2 separate regions of the Mus musculus genome follow, and region 1 is linked to region 2. The links are chromatin loops, found by intact Hi-C in ENCODE. Cell type or tissue: left cerebral cortex. All regions are shown on one strand. Each heading gives the region's core, and the rest is flanking DNA. Links, peaks and the distances in the headings are about the cores only.

Region 1 (6,114 bases), core at 1,440-5,439, 440 kb after region 2:
AAGCAAGTAGAAGTGCTTGCCACCAAGCCTCATGACCCGAGTTCAATCCCTGAATCCTACAATGGAAGGAAGTAACTAAACCCTGCAAATTATCCTCTGACCTCCACATATGCACTGTGACAAGCTGCCCCTTCCACTACCACCCCCAAGAGTAAGTAAGGGTAAAACTATTTTAGGGAATGAAGGGTTTATTTTGGTTCACAGTCTGAGAGCAAAGTCCATCATGGTGGAGAAAGCACAGTGACAAGAGGTCACACTGTACCCATAGTCAGGCAGTAGAAGGACATGAATATTGTGTTCATGTCACTTTCTCCTGTTTATTCAATACATAACCCCAGCCCATGGAATATTGTTGCTTACATCTGGGAAGCAGGAGCAGAATGAGAATCTTCCCACATCAACTAGCCTAGTCTATAGAATCCTCCATGTTGCCAGGAGTTTTTCTCTTGGGTGATTCTACTATATCTTGTCAAGTTGACAATATTAACCACCTCATCTCCACCCTTTGCCTACATGATATCCAAAGACATCACTTTACAGTAACCCCTCACTCCTTGTCACAAATCTAATGCAGAATACATGCAGTCAAACTTCAAGAGCCACAGAAGTCTAACAATTCTAACACTAAAATTCCAGGATCTGAGATGGAGGGATGGCTCAGCAGTTAAGAGTGCTTACTGGTCTTGTAGAAGACATAGGTTCAAGGCCCATTACCTACATGGAAACTGAAAACCATCTGCTAACTCTAGTTCCAAGGAGTCTGATGCCATCTGAGTTTCACAGTCTCCTGCATACATATGGTGCACCACATACACTTAAGGACACGGACACACACACACACACACACAGAGAGAGAGAGAGAGAGAGAGAGAGAGAGAGAGAGAGAGATTAAAACTCCAAGTTTTATGTATTACTAAAGGCAATCTCTTAAATTTGAGTTCACATAAAATTAAAACCAAGTTACCTACTTTTAAAACACAACAACACAGAACAGACATTGCATTCTCATTTAGAAGGTGAATGAGAAATTCCTCCTCCAGGATCATGTATTTGAATACACGGTCCGCAGGTGGGGCGTTGTGAAACCTTAAGGCAGTGCAGCCTTGCTGGCGGAATCACATAACTGTGGCGCAGACTCAGAGAGCTTATAACTTTGCCCTACATCCTGCTCTCTCTCTCTTCCATGTAAGGATGAAAATAGTCTCACATGTTTGTCAGCATCTAGCTTTGTCTCTACAAGAAGCACCTGGTCACTGTGGTTAGCTGAAGGTTTTGTTGGTGTTTTCATAGGCTAATAGCCACAGGACAGAAGGACTCATTAGAGGAGGCAGCAGAAAAATGAAAACAAAAACAAAAACAAAAAACAAAAACAAAAAACAAAAAACAAAACAACAAATAAAAAAGCCCCGGTGGCTTGTGAGAATTGAAGCTATAGGCTTTAAGGTAAAAGACTCCACCAGCTGCCTACTGACCCAAGGTGTAGCTGCAGGCCTAGAACCTGCTGTCTGTTGGCTTTAATCTCTTCACCTGCACAGCTGAAGTAATTATACTCCCTACCTTCCGGGTATGTTCATGGGTGGAGAGCTGCTGATGTCTTGGGAAAGGTTTGTTTCAAGAGTAGAAATTGGTCAAAATGGAGAAGAGGGGATGGGGTTAAATGAGACCCAGCAGAGTTGCCTTCCAGACAAGAGATGCTGGAAGGCTGTGGTGGGAGACATGGGCCTAGCACCAGGTGAGGCCATCCCTGGGATGGCCAGCTGACAGCATTGCTTCTGCTGTTTTCTGTTGTTCCTTTTCCTCTTGAGGTCTGAGCTCTCTGACTCATGTGTTATAGGGCTCACATGGCATCATTAGAGTAGTGAGCTAAATCCCAACACCTGCTAAGCTGACACAAATGACTCACAGGGTCTCAGATGATATTGTTTACCACCACCATCGTTTATTCAATCATCCTTCATCAGAAAGGGTCAACATTGTTCGACTTACCCTTATATCATTCTAAATGAGCTGGGGTAGATACTATTGTACATGTAATAGTGATCATACGGTCCTCAATTTTAATGGCTTAAATTTGCAAACAATGCAATCATGCATCAAAAAGAAAGTGTGCGGATGTGAGGGTGATCTGGCTGCGACATCTGTCACCCCATTGATCGCCAGGGTTGATTCGGCTGATCTGGCTGGCTAGGCGGGTGTCCCCTTCCTCCCTCACCGCTCCCCCCCCCCCCCCCGAAGCTGCGCGCTCGGTCGAAGAGGACGACCTTCCCCGAATAGAGGAGGACCGGTCTTCGGTCAAGGGTATACGAGTAGCTGCGCTCCCCTGCTAGAACCTCCAAAAAGAAAGTGTGCAACTAGTGATATACTGAAACTTTGGAATCCTGTATATCTATGAGATGACTCAAAGAAGGCCATCCTCATAATGGAAAAGGAATCAAGCTAGTTATTTAAAAGGCATGTTATAAAAGTGTATATAAGTGGTTTAACTTATGGCAGTTTATGCTAAATTCCTCTAATTTAGCTTCTGTTGTGATAAAATATTGATCAAAAGCAACTTGGGGGGGGTGAAATCTTGTTGTTGTTGTAGTGGTGGTGTTTAATGACTCACAGGTAACAACCCATCATACAGGGAAGTCAGAACAGGAACCCAGAAGCAGGCTGAGGCTAAGAACATAGAAGAAAAAAAAGAAAAAAAAAAAGAACATAGAAGAATACTGCTTGCTGTTTGTTCTGCATTGTTTGCTCAGCCTGCATTTTTACACAACCCCCCAAACCATCTGCCCAGTGGTGGCACTGCCCATTGTATATTGGATTCTGCCATATTAAACAGCAATCAAGAAAATGAAACACAAATTTGCCAATAGGTCAGTCTGAAAGAGGCAATTCCTCAACAGAAGATGACTCCAGTTTGTAACCGAAACTAACCAGAACACCCATTTTCATTCTGGCTGACTGGATTTGCAAAGGTGCTAGGCAGTGTGAACACGTGGTAACTGAGATACAACCTTTTTTTCGTACAGAATGCTTTGTGCATGGTCCCAATTCATTGCTAGAGAAATACATTGAATTACTCTACAAGGAGAGTACTTTCATGGAGTTGGACTGTCTTTTAGTTGTGTTACACGTGCCTTTTTACTTCCTTGATTTTGGTTCAAGTAATTGTATTGTAGTAATTTTAAACATGATGTCAACTACCTCAAGATTTCCATGAGTGTTATCAAATTATTAACCTTGAAAGTGACTAGAGCCACAAATGGCTACACCTTCAATAATTATAGTAGTTCAGACTTACTCCTCATCATCTCTGAAATTTTTCTTTGCTATGTTGTCCACATTGTCAGATGTTACTATCACCTCTGGATTTAGTTATTAATGAAGTTTACCAAGTATATATGTTTGCACTCATTTATAGCCTACATATAGCATTGAGAGACCAAATCTTTTAAGTTCAGACTCCATTTTAGAGAACCCCATCTAAGCTTGAACTCAGCATTAGTTTCCAACTTGCCCTCCAACAAAGCCTGAGCCTAGCTCTAGTCTCTAGGCTAATCCCCAACAAGACTAGCATCTCCACGTAATTTCCCCCAACAAACCTGCACCTCCAGGTTACAAGCCCACACCCTGCCTAACAACCACCAATGATATGACTCCCAGCACCAGTCAATTATGTTAAATGACACAGTAGCCTTCCAATTAGATGCTTGCACACTTACCTCTTGCTTGCTTCTTACTATGAAGCCTTGTCCCGATATATATTCAGGGCTCCCCCCTCACACAAAAATGGTCCTGTGTGACCACAGTGCATTGGAGGGGGCCCGAGCTAGCTCAAATAAAAAGGCCCTATTGTAATTTGCATCAGATTGGCTCCTGACTGTTTTGTTTGTTTGTTTGTTTGTTTGTTTTTGTAGTGAGGAGGGGATCACTAACATTCCTCTGGCACTACATCAGTATATGTGACATGCATTTCATGCTGAGTGCAGTTGGGTCTCTCTTTTCTCAACCCATTGCACAGTCTTTAAGAGTGATGAAGATACACCTTTACTTTGTCTGGGTTTGAGTTCTGTTTCCTACTCTCTGAGTTCTTTGGGTGCAATAAATTTTATTTTTGTTCTTTGAAAGTTTCTCTAGCCTAGAGACTAGAGCTAGGCTCAGGCTTTGTTGGAAGGCAAGTTGGAAACTAATGCTGAGTTCAAGCTTAGATCGGGGTCTCTAAAAATGAATCTATTATAGTTCTATTATGTCTCTTTTGTAAGCCTTTGAGAGTGGTTCATCTTATAATTAAAGTATAGATATTTAACTCCGAATAGACTGCATAGAATCTAGAATGTTGATTTTATGCAGTCTATTTGGAGTTAAATATACTTTAAATATCTTATACTTTTCATGGAATATCAAAATCTCAGCACCATATGGCATCTCCAAGGACCGAGGGTACATTTTCAATTCATCAGGTGGAATCAAGGGAGGGAAGAAAAGTAAACCAGCATGCCAAAGTTCTAGAAACTTCGAGGGCCTTTGGGTCTCACTGCTGCACTGAGGTTTGCAGTAAGAAGAGCAGCAAGGATACGCTGATTTGAACTCCATCATAGTTACTCTCTATCAAAAGTACTTGCCAGTCACTGTGCTGACAAAGGACCAGAGCTCACAGGAAAATGCTTTAGTTTGGCATGGGTTCCAATAATACTTTGCTTCTGGGAGCCAGAAAAAGGAGGAACTTAGAGAGTGGGTAATGTCAATAGAAGTGCTCATGTGGGCTACCGACTGGCCCACCTGCCTGGGAGCTGTGTCTGTTTCACCTCCCTTCAGGGTGGGATTGCAAGGGCCTGCCTAAATTTCCCGGGGAAACAGAGCACACTTGGTCTTAATCTCTTCCCTTTTCCCCGTTTACTTTGCTTAGTTTTCAGCAACAGTATACCCCATCTTTATATCCTAAGAAACACTAATCCTAGATTTTTATTAACCAAAATACTTGTGTTCTGAATAACCAGAAGATGTGAGGAGCCCTAACTGTGAGCTGAGGTTCACCCGGGTGTGAGCACAGACGGGGCTCTTGGATGTTGACTGGCTTGGAGTGCCTGTTCCGAGGAAGGCAGAGACCACTCTGGCCTTTCCAGGGAGCCCCTGAGGCTTAGCAGGCTTCCATACCTCTCCTGAGTGACTTCACCCATCCCTTGCTGTGCAAGTGGGCAGAGAATGGCTATTTGTAAGGGGCTGCTTGTTAGGAGCGGGTGTGGCGGCAGTCCCAAAGGTGCCAGGGACTGTAGCTAAGTCATATGACTTGCACCTGACTTCCTCATATAAGCCACAAACATCTTGAGAGCTGCGCAGGTGCACCAGGAGATATGCCTCTGCTGCCCTGATTAGCTGAAGCTGCGTGCCTGGTGAGGCGGCGTGGCCTGCTGTGCGTGGATGAGAGTATAAAAGGAGTGAGAGGCCCAGGGTTCGGGGGAGATATAAACAAGAAGAATCAGGACTGAATAAACTGCTGTTAGAAGGACTGGTGGTCATGTCGTTCTTGCTGGTCGAGAGCAACAGCTGCTTTCCTAGGCTCTGCCTCATGCCTCCCTCTGGCTTCCTGTCCTGTAGGGGACCCAGCAAGCTCAACTCTCTGTCACCCTGAGGTACTGCTGAGAAGGGAACATGGTGGCTTCATTGACTTTGTGGTTTGCCCACTGCTACCCCACCTGTCTGTGAGACCCCATGATGGCTGTAGGATGCTAAGGCAGGGGTGATACTAGGATGAGGGATTTCTTTTCCTCCCACAGTGCACTGAGCAAGGGAGGAGGGAGGGAGCCATGCTGCTGACATATTCTGGCATTCCCCCCTCCTGGGATAAAACAGGGCATCTGAAAGGTAGAGCGGTCTCTGCTTAGGTTGCCTGTAAGATAAATCTGGAGAAGCACGGTTGTCCCATTGAACAATATTTGAGCAAAAAACTACTGTAAATAACTGGTTTTTGTCTTTTGTCAAATAAAATTGTTTTGGTTTTGTTTATGTTTTAAAGTCAAAAAAAAAGAAGTACTCATGTGAAGGCTGAAAAGACAGCTCAGCAGTTAAAAGCATTTTTTTTTTTGCTCTTGAAGAGGACCTCCCCATATATACATGGCCCCAAAATTG
Region 2 (6,114 bases), core at 1,273-5,272:
GACTCCAAACTAAGGCAAACATATAAATAAATGCACAGGGCTGGAGTGATAGCTACAGGTTAAGAGCACTTTTTGCTCTTCCAGAGGACCCAGGTTCTATTCCCAGCATCCATGTTGGGCAGCTCACAATTACCCATAATTCTAGCTTCTTCACACATGCAGCATTTACTTTATATGCGTACAAAAAAACACGTAAATAATAATAATAAAATATGAGAATAAAGAAAACATCTAAATGTAACAAACATTAATAAGCCCCTGGCAGAGTCGAAACGGATGAGTCGTCAAGACCCACCTCCTTCACATGAGAAACAGGCACCCTGAAGACTAATAATAGCTAGGCTTCATACCCTGGAAATTTCAAAAACAAAACAAAACAAAACAAAACAAAAAAGCAACCAGCAGGAACCACTAAGAGCCTCATCTCTGAAATACACACACTACAAAAATGAGGGTGGCTGCCCTGAACATTTTTTCCCACCAATTTTTTTTTATCCTGTATGCTCTGAAAGCAAGAGGGTTCTTTCTATGAGCGCAGAGCTTTTATGCAATTTGGTCTTGAGGACAGGCTGGGTAGTTATATTTATCACTTACACATTTGAAGTTGGATTTCCACCCTTCCTGCATCCTTTGCCTATCTGTCCTCTAAGCTAACCTAAAGGCACTGTGCCTAGCCTGTCTCACCAACAGTTTCCAAGGATGGTCTCTCTCATAAGGGTTCCCCCCAGACTTTGAAGAAGAGGACGAAGTCACTTGTGAGCCACTGGTTTGCTGTTCAAAGGTCTTGCTGGTTACATCATCGTGGTTAAACCAACCAAAGAATCAGAAGATAGACAGATTAGTGGCCTTTTCTCTTGCAGCCAGGGAGAACAATGTTAAATCACAAACAAATAAGGCATATATTCTAGCCTGTCTTTGAGCAAGCGATTCAAACTGCACAGGCCTTCTTTCCCCTTCATCTGAAATGTGCTTTAAGGACAATGAAGTACGAAGTCTATCAGCAGTGAGCCAGAGAAAACCCCAGAGTAAGAAAACATGAAGAACGGCGAGTTGGAGCAGCCTGTATCATATATACCTTCTGAATAAGAATTTTAATATGCATCCCTCAGAGGAGAAAAGCACGGTGCATGGTCATATAACTAGTTCATGCTGGTAGAAGGGTTTCAAAGTAGATCTTTTTATTATCACAAACCATCTTCAGGTTAAATCCAAGTCTAGAGATGAGTCTCTTTTTCTCTTTTCTCCATCACTATTATGCTAAATGACATACAAGTACTTTATAAATTTTTCCCGCAATTACAATATAGAGAAAATAAGGTACTGTTCCCCTGGCCACCTGTTACGACATGGTTTAGTTTCTACAAAATTCTTAGGGTCAAAAAAAGTACAAAAAGCTTCACTTTGTGGCTAAGCAAGTCCCTTTGCTCCAGTAGTCACAGCAATTCTGGCTGATCTTCCACCTACAGGAGCTAACCCCTTGGCCACATCCTTAAGAGCCTAGACAGGGCTATGCTTTGGCTTCCTCCCCCAACCAAGGGGACGACCCCCCCCCTTAAAGAGGGGCATGTCCTAAGCAGCTCCTCCACAGAAGGGATCTGCTATCAGTACCTAGAGGGCAGGCTCCCAACTTAACTCTTCCCTTCCCCTCCTCCCTCGTTTTAGAAGCATCTCTAGGTACCTGCTACTGCTTGGGGGAAGGGAGGGGGTGACGTAAGTGGGTTCAGTGCTCCTCCAAATCCTCTTCTCTCGCACAGAGACTTTGCATGTACAGGGTTAAAACAAACCGTACCACTTAAGGAGGGTTGAGAGCACCTAGACAGGACAGACTGAACTAGACATACCTATCCATTCGTGTCCCTTTTCAATTCTTCCACAAGCCCCCCCTGAAGTACCCTTCCTCTTAGTCTCCGCGATCCTTAAGGGAAGTCTTTTTCCATTGAGTTGAATTTGATTCCACATAATGTTCTTACCCCCTTCCGCTTACTCGTCTCCCCCATCCCACTTCACTGCTAAAACCCAAAGCCAAGTGGGTGTGTGCGGTTGGCACGCGGGGTGCGGGGATTAGAACCCTGACTGAAGACTGAAAGAGTGGTCCTTTCCCAAGTCACTTACCGCCTATGCCTCCAGCCGCTGCCGACTCCTGAAGTGTCCGGAGCTCACGCAGTCCTCTCAGAGACTCATACTCCAGAGCTGATCTCAAGGCAGCTGTTCCCCTTGCACCCGCCCATGTCTGACAGCGCGCCTGGTAACACGCTTTAGCCTTCTCTTCCTTGGTCCCCCACCTCCCTGTTTTCTCCAGGCTGGAAAAGGATAGGGAAAACGAAAAAGGGAGGGAGTCGATTTAGACCCAGCTGGGCCACCCTCAGAACAAGGGAAACAAAGCTTTCAAGCATCCAAGCCCCGAATCGGGGCGGTGGAGCCGACTTCCTAAAAAGAATCCTCCCACTGCAGCCTTCCCTGTGCTAAAAATACAGCGGCTTCTCCGGGGCGAAGTGGCCAGCGCTGAAGCTCCTGCGTTCCCCTTTTACCTCAACCGATTCAGTTCCGGCCAAGCCCATTCTCCACCCACCTCAGAACTCCTCAAACCCTCGCCTAGAGAGCACGGGCGGGGTCCCAGCAAAGCACCCAAACCTTAGATCACGACTTGAACGCAAAGTTGAGAGAGAGAGAGGGGGAGTCAGTGAAGACCCACAAGGAGACAGCGCCAGAGGATCCCCTCCTCGCAGCGGTTAGTGCTGCACACCCGGCGCCTTCCTAAAAAGAAAGGAGGAAAAGACGCCAACGATTGGTCGAAACATATAGGAAAACACCGGCCCAGGGCAGGGACTCCAACGCGAGTGGGAGGCACTCCCGCAGGACCGCGCCTGAGAGACTTCTCGGTGGTACCTGGCCGCCCCACTGGTATACCGCACCCGCGGGTCAAAGCCTGGTGCTCTCCCCAGGCAATCTGAGCAGATGGAGTACATAGCTCTTTCTGTGTCAGACTAGGCCCAGAAGAGAGGTGCGACTATGAGGACTCCACCTAGGGTGGAGTTCCTTAAAAGGGACAAGTGGCCGCTAGAGGGGAGTGGAGTAGGAGGGGGTAGAGATGGGTGGGGCAGAAGAGGCGGAGGGACAGAGGAGGGGGTGGGGCGGGCCCTAGGAGCCAGGAGCCAGTCTCGCCCCTGGCGGCCGTCTCAGTTGGCCTCCTGCAGCTGCAGGTATGACTGAAAGCCTTTTCGGTGCATCCTTAGTCCCCAGCAGGGGTTTTCAGGCACACTACTTGGTCAACTATCCACCCAGACTTAAGCACTCCAAGGGAGGTTGGGAAGGGTGTGGTGATTGGGAGTAAGAGATTTCTAGGGAGAAAGGGAAGCAGAATGGGGAGTGCCAGTAAGATGGTAACAGTAAATGGATTTTTTTAACCCTCCCAGTTCTCCATGGCAACATGTGACACTAGCAAAGACAGAGGGGTCACAGTGTCTTTTTAGGGATGAAGCTTAAGAGGAAAGAAGAGCTGGGTGAATTTTCTAGCAATAGGAGGTGAGAGGAAACTAGGTAAAGATGAAATGATCACGGATTGGCAACAGGAAGGCTTTCTGAGTCTCCCAGCTCTCTAAGAATAGAGTTCTCAACCCCCTGAGACCGCCTCTCAGCTAAGCATTGGCTAACATCCCCGAAGAACTGGGTCCGTAGAATAGAAGCCACCATCTTTCCAGCATTTCCTTGTCCTTGCCTTAAAGTCTGTCTCTAGTTCATTTTAATGGAAACCCAGGAAGTCACAGACAACCACAGCCTCCTTCCAGTGCCTCTTCCCTACCACAATTCTGAGAGAGAGAGAGAGAGAGAGAGAGAGAGAGAGGAGAAACAAAGCGGAGGAACAGAAGGAGCAGCCAAGCAAAAGAAATAATAGGTTCCATGTCTTCAGCACCTCATATGGGCAGTTCACTAGGCCAGGTACCATTATAGTCCTCAATTTTCCTTTATTCCTCATAACAACCCTAGACAGCAGGTAGCACTATATTTTTATGTCCCATCAGGGAGTAATGTAGATTGAATTCGGGGCCTAGTGTATTCTAAGCAAGCATTCTATCACTCAGTTGGATCCCCAGCTTATGTTTCTTCTTGTTGTTTTTTTGTTTGTTTGAAATAGGAGGTAATCTTATGATAGAGCTCAGGCTAATGCAGCTTAGACTGTCCTCAAACTCACCACTCACCTGCCTCAGCCTCCTTGGTTCTGAGTTTACAGGAATGCAATGTCACACCCAGCCTCAAAAGAAAAAGAGTAAAAAAAAAAAAACCAAACAACAAACCTGAGGGTCACAGCTCAGTATGTGCCCAGCATGTTTGTCCATTTGCTTAATTGCTATTTCTGCTCAGATATGTTTTAAAAATCTCCTTTTCCTTCCCTCCCCAGTCAGTTCTCTACTAGTAGTTCACCAACTATGCAAATGTTCAAGTCCTTTAACCTGTTGTGATGATCTGGACCCTACCTTTATCTCAAGCAGCAGGGGTTTTGCTGCTCTACTGGACTCCAAATTTCTGATAAGACCAGGATTTTCTCAATTAATCTCTAGGCCACGAGACACCTTACCTTTTTTGTTGACGTGGCCTAAACTCTGTTCACCTTTTTAAAAGGACCAAGTAAAGGTCACCCCCTCTCCTAATTTCATTACGTTTGGAAGAACTGACCATTTGCTTCAGCACCTCCAGGTACCTATGTGTTGTTATAACTGCTTCTCATTATTAAACTATAAAGTCCTGGTTAGGTATCAGGTGTCAGTAGGTCTGCAATGTAGATGCTGAGTATTATTATCATTCATCGTTACAGAGCAGTAACTAAGTGCTGAACTCTGTTCTGAGCCTCACTGAATCGTTCTGACAGTGGTATAGGTAGGTACCAGCGCTATCGTTTTCATACATAGAAATCAAGGGACAAAGATTAAACAGCAGATATGTATACTTGCTACGTAAAAGAATGCCCCTGTTATAGGGGTTTTTACAAATGCCTCACTATCTCTCTATACCATATTTCTACCACTGCGTACACACCTGCTGCAATTACAAGGTAAGACTTATTAAGAGGGAGCCACATAATGTACAACTCTATATATTCGTTTTTAAAAAGGGTCACATTATACCTTGTATCCTTATGTTCTTAATATATAAAATCTAATAAATATTGCTTTTAAGAAAAGGATATTTCACTAGCCCAAGGCTATCTTCAGTAATGACAGAAAGTTTTAGATTCAAGGATGTAAAACTGTTTATGTTCAAGACAAATACACTTTTGTGATGTGAAAAACAAAGATGGGTAGACTTCTGTAATACTGCCATTAATAGCCACTAGAACTCTTTATCTAAGCTGGGCGTACCCTTTTGTCATGGTAAATTCTTTGTTTAATCTATGCAGGTTCAAGAAGATGTGTCAATCCACCTGAAGATAGCCAAACAATTTATACTCTCGCTAAAAGTTTTTCTGGAGACCTAATTTATTTTACATCCCAGATTTTGTCTGCCTCAACTGCATTTGTATAGAAAACTGTACTGGATGGGCAAATTCTGATTTTGGGAAAAAACAAAGTAAATTATTAAACCTTGGATACATACACTCAAGTATCTTTCCTGTCCCTTTTTCCATCCATTTAGTCGATGAAACACACTGAGCAACAATACACTTTTATCTAGGCTAGGTGTACCCTTTGTGTCAGATGGAATGTTGTGAGAGAGCAAACATCAAGAATTAACTAGGGTTCTTCGTTTTAGGAAGCACCACGGGCTCCCCTTCTCTTAAGGGGCTTAAGAAATAAATCAAATAGCAACCCGCAGTATCTTCAACTTCTCCCTTTTCACCTGAAGCAAAAGGGGAACTGGGCATCTTGAGCTCTCCTGTACATGTATAAGGAAGAGGGTTAAATTACATACTGGACTTAAGGACTATAGCCAAGAAGCCTGCAGACACCTGGGTCTCACAAGATGTTGCTCTCTGTAGTGCCCTTCTTCCTTCTCATTCTCCTGCTTCCCTTCCTTCTTGAGAAGGCCAGCTAACAAACTATGGGGGTGGAGCCCAGAAGGAGGGCAAGGGGGAGAAGCAGAGGAAAAGCCTCAGGAAGAGGCCTTCATCACCACCACCCC

The links. Hi-C counts contacts between places; a loop is a spot of excess contacts. Peaks named below come from ENCODE experiments on the same cell type or tissue, not always from the same donor. Only the 100,000 strongest peaks of a DNase experiment are listed, where the experiment ranks them.
Region 1: it touches region 2 in a loop (6-fold over the local background); 11 of 42 quality-filtered maps call a loop at or near these places.

The regions. Positions count from the first base shown.
Region 1 is chrX:152,919,757-152,925,870 of GRCm38, reverse strand. No RefSeq gene overlaps it. Among named protein-coding and RNA genes, the nearest start is that of Usp51, 84 kb to the left of the region's middle. In left cerebral cortex, for the core only: no CTCF peak of the experiment used is centred there; no DNase peak of the experiment used is centred there.
Region 2 is chrX:153,356,482-153,362,595 of GRCm38, reverse strand. Klf8 (Kruppel-like factor 8) reads right to left here and starts at 2,983. Exons shown (of 8, transcript NM_001357183.1): 1 at 2,887-2,983; 2 at 2,632-2,754; 3 at 2,113-2,300. In left cerebral cortex, for the core only: a CTCF peak has its summit at 3,186; DNase peaks (open chromatin) are centred at 1,732, 2,447, 2,991, 3,592 and 1 more place; H3K4me3 peaks cover 2,102 bases; H3K27ac peaks cover 1,618 bases.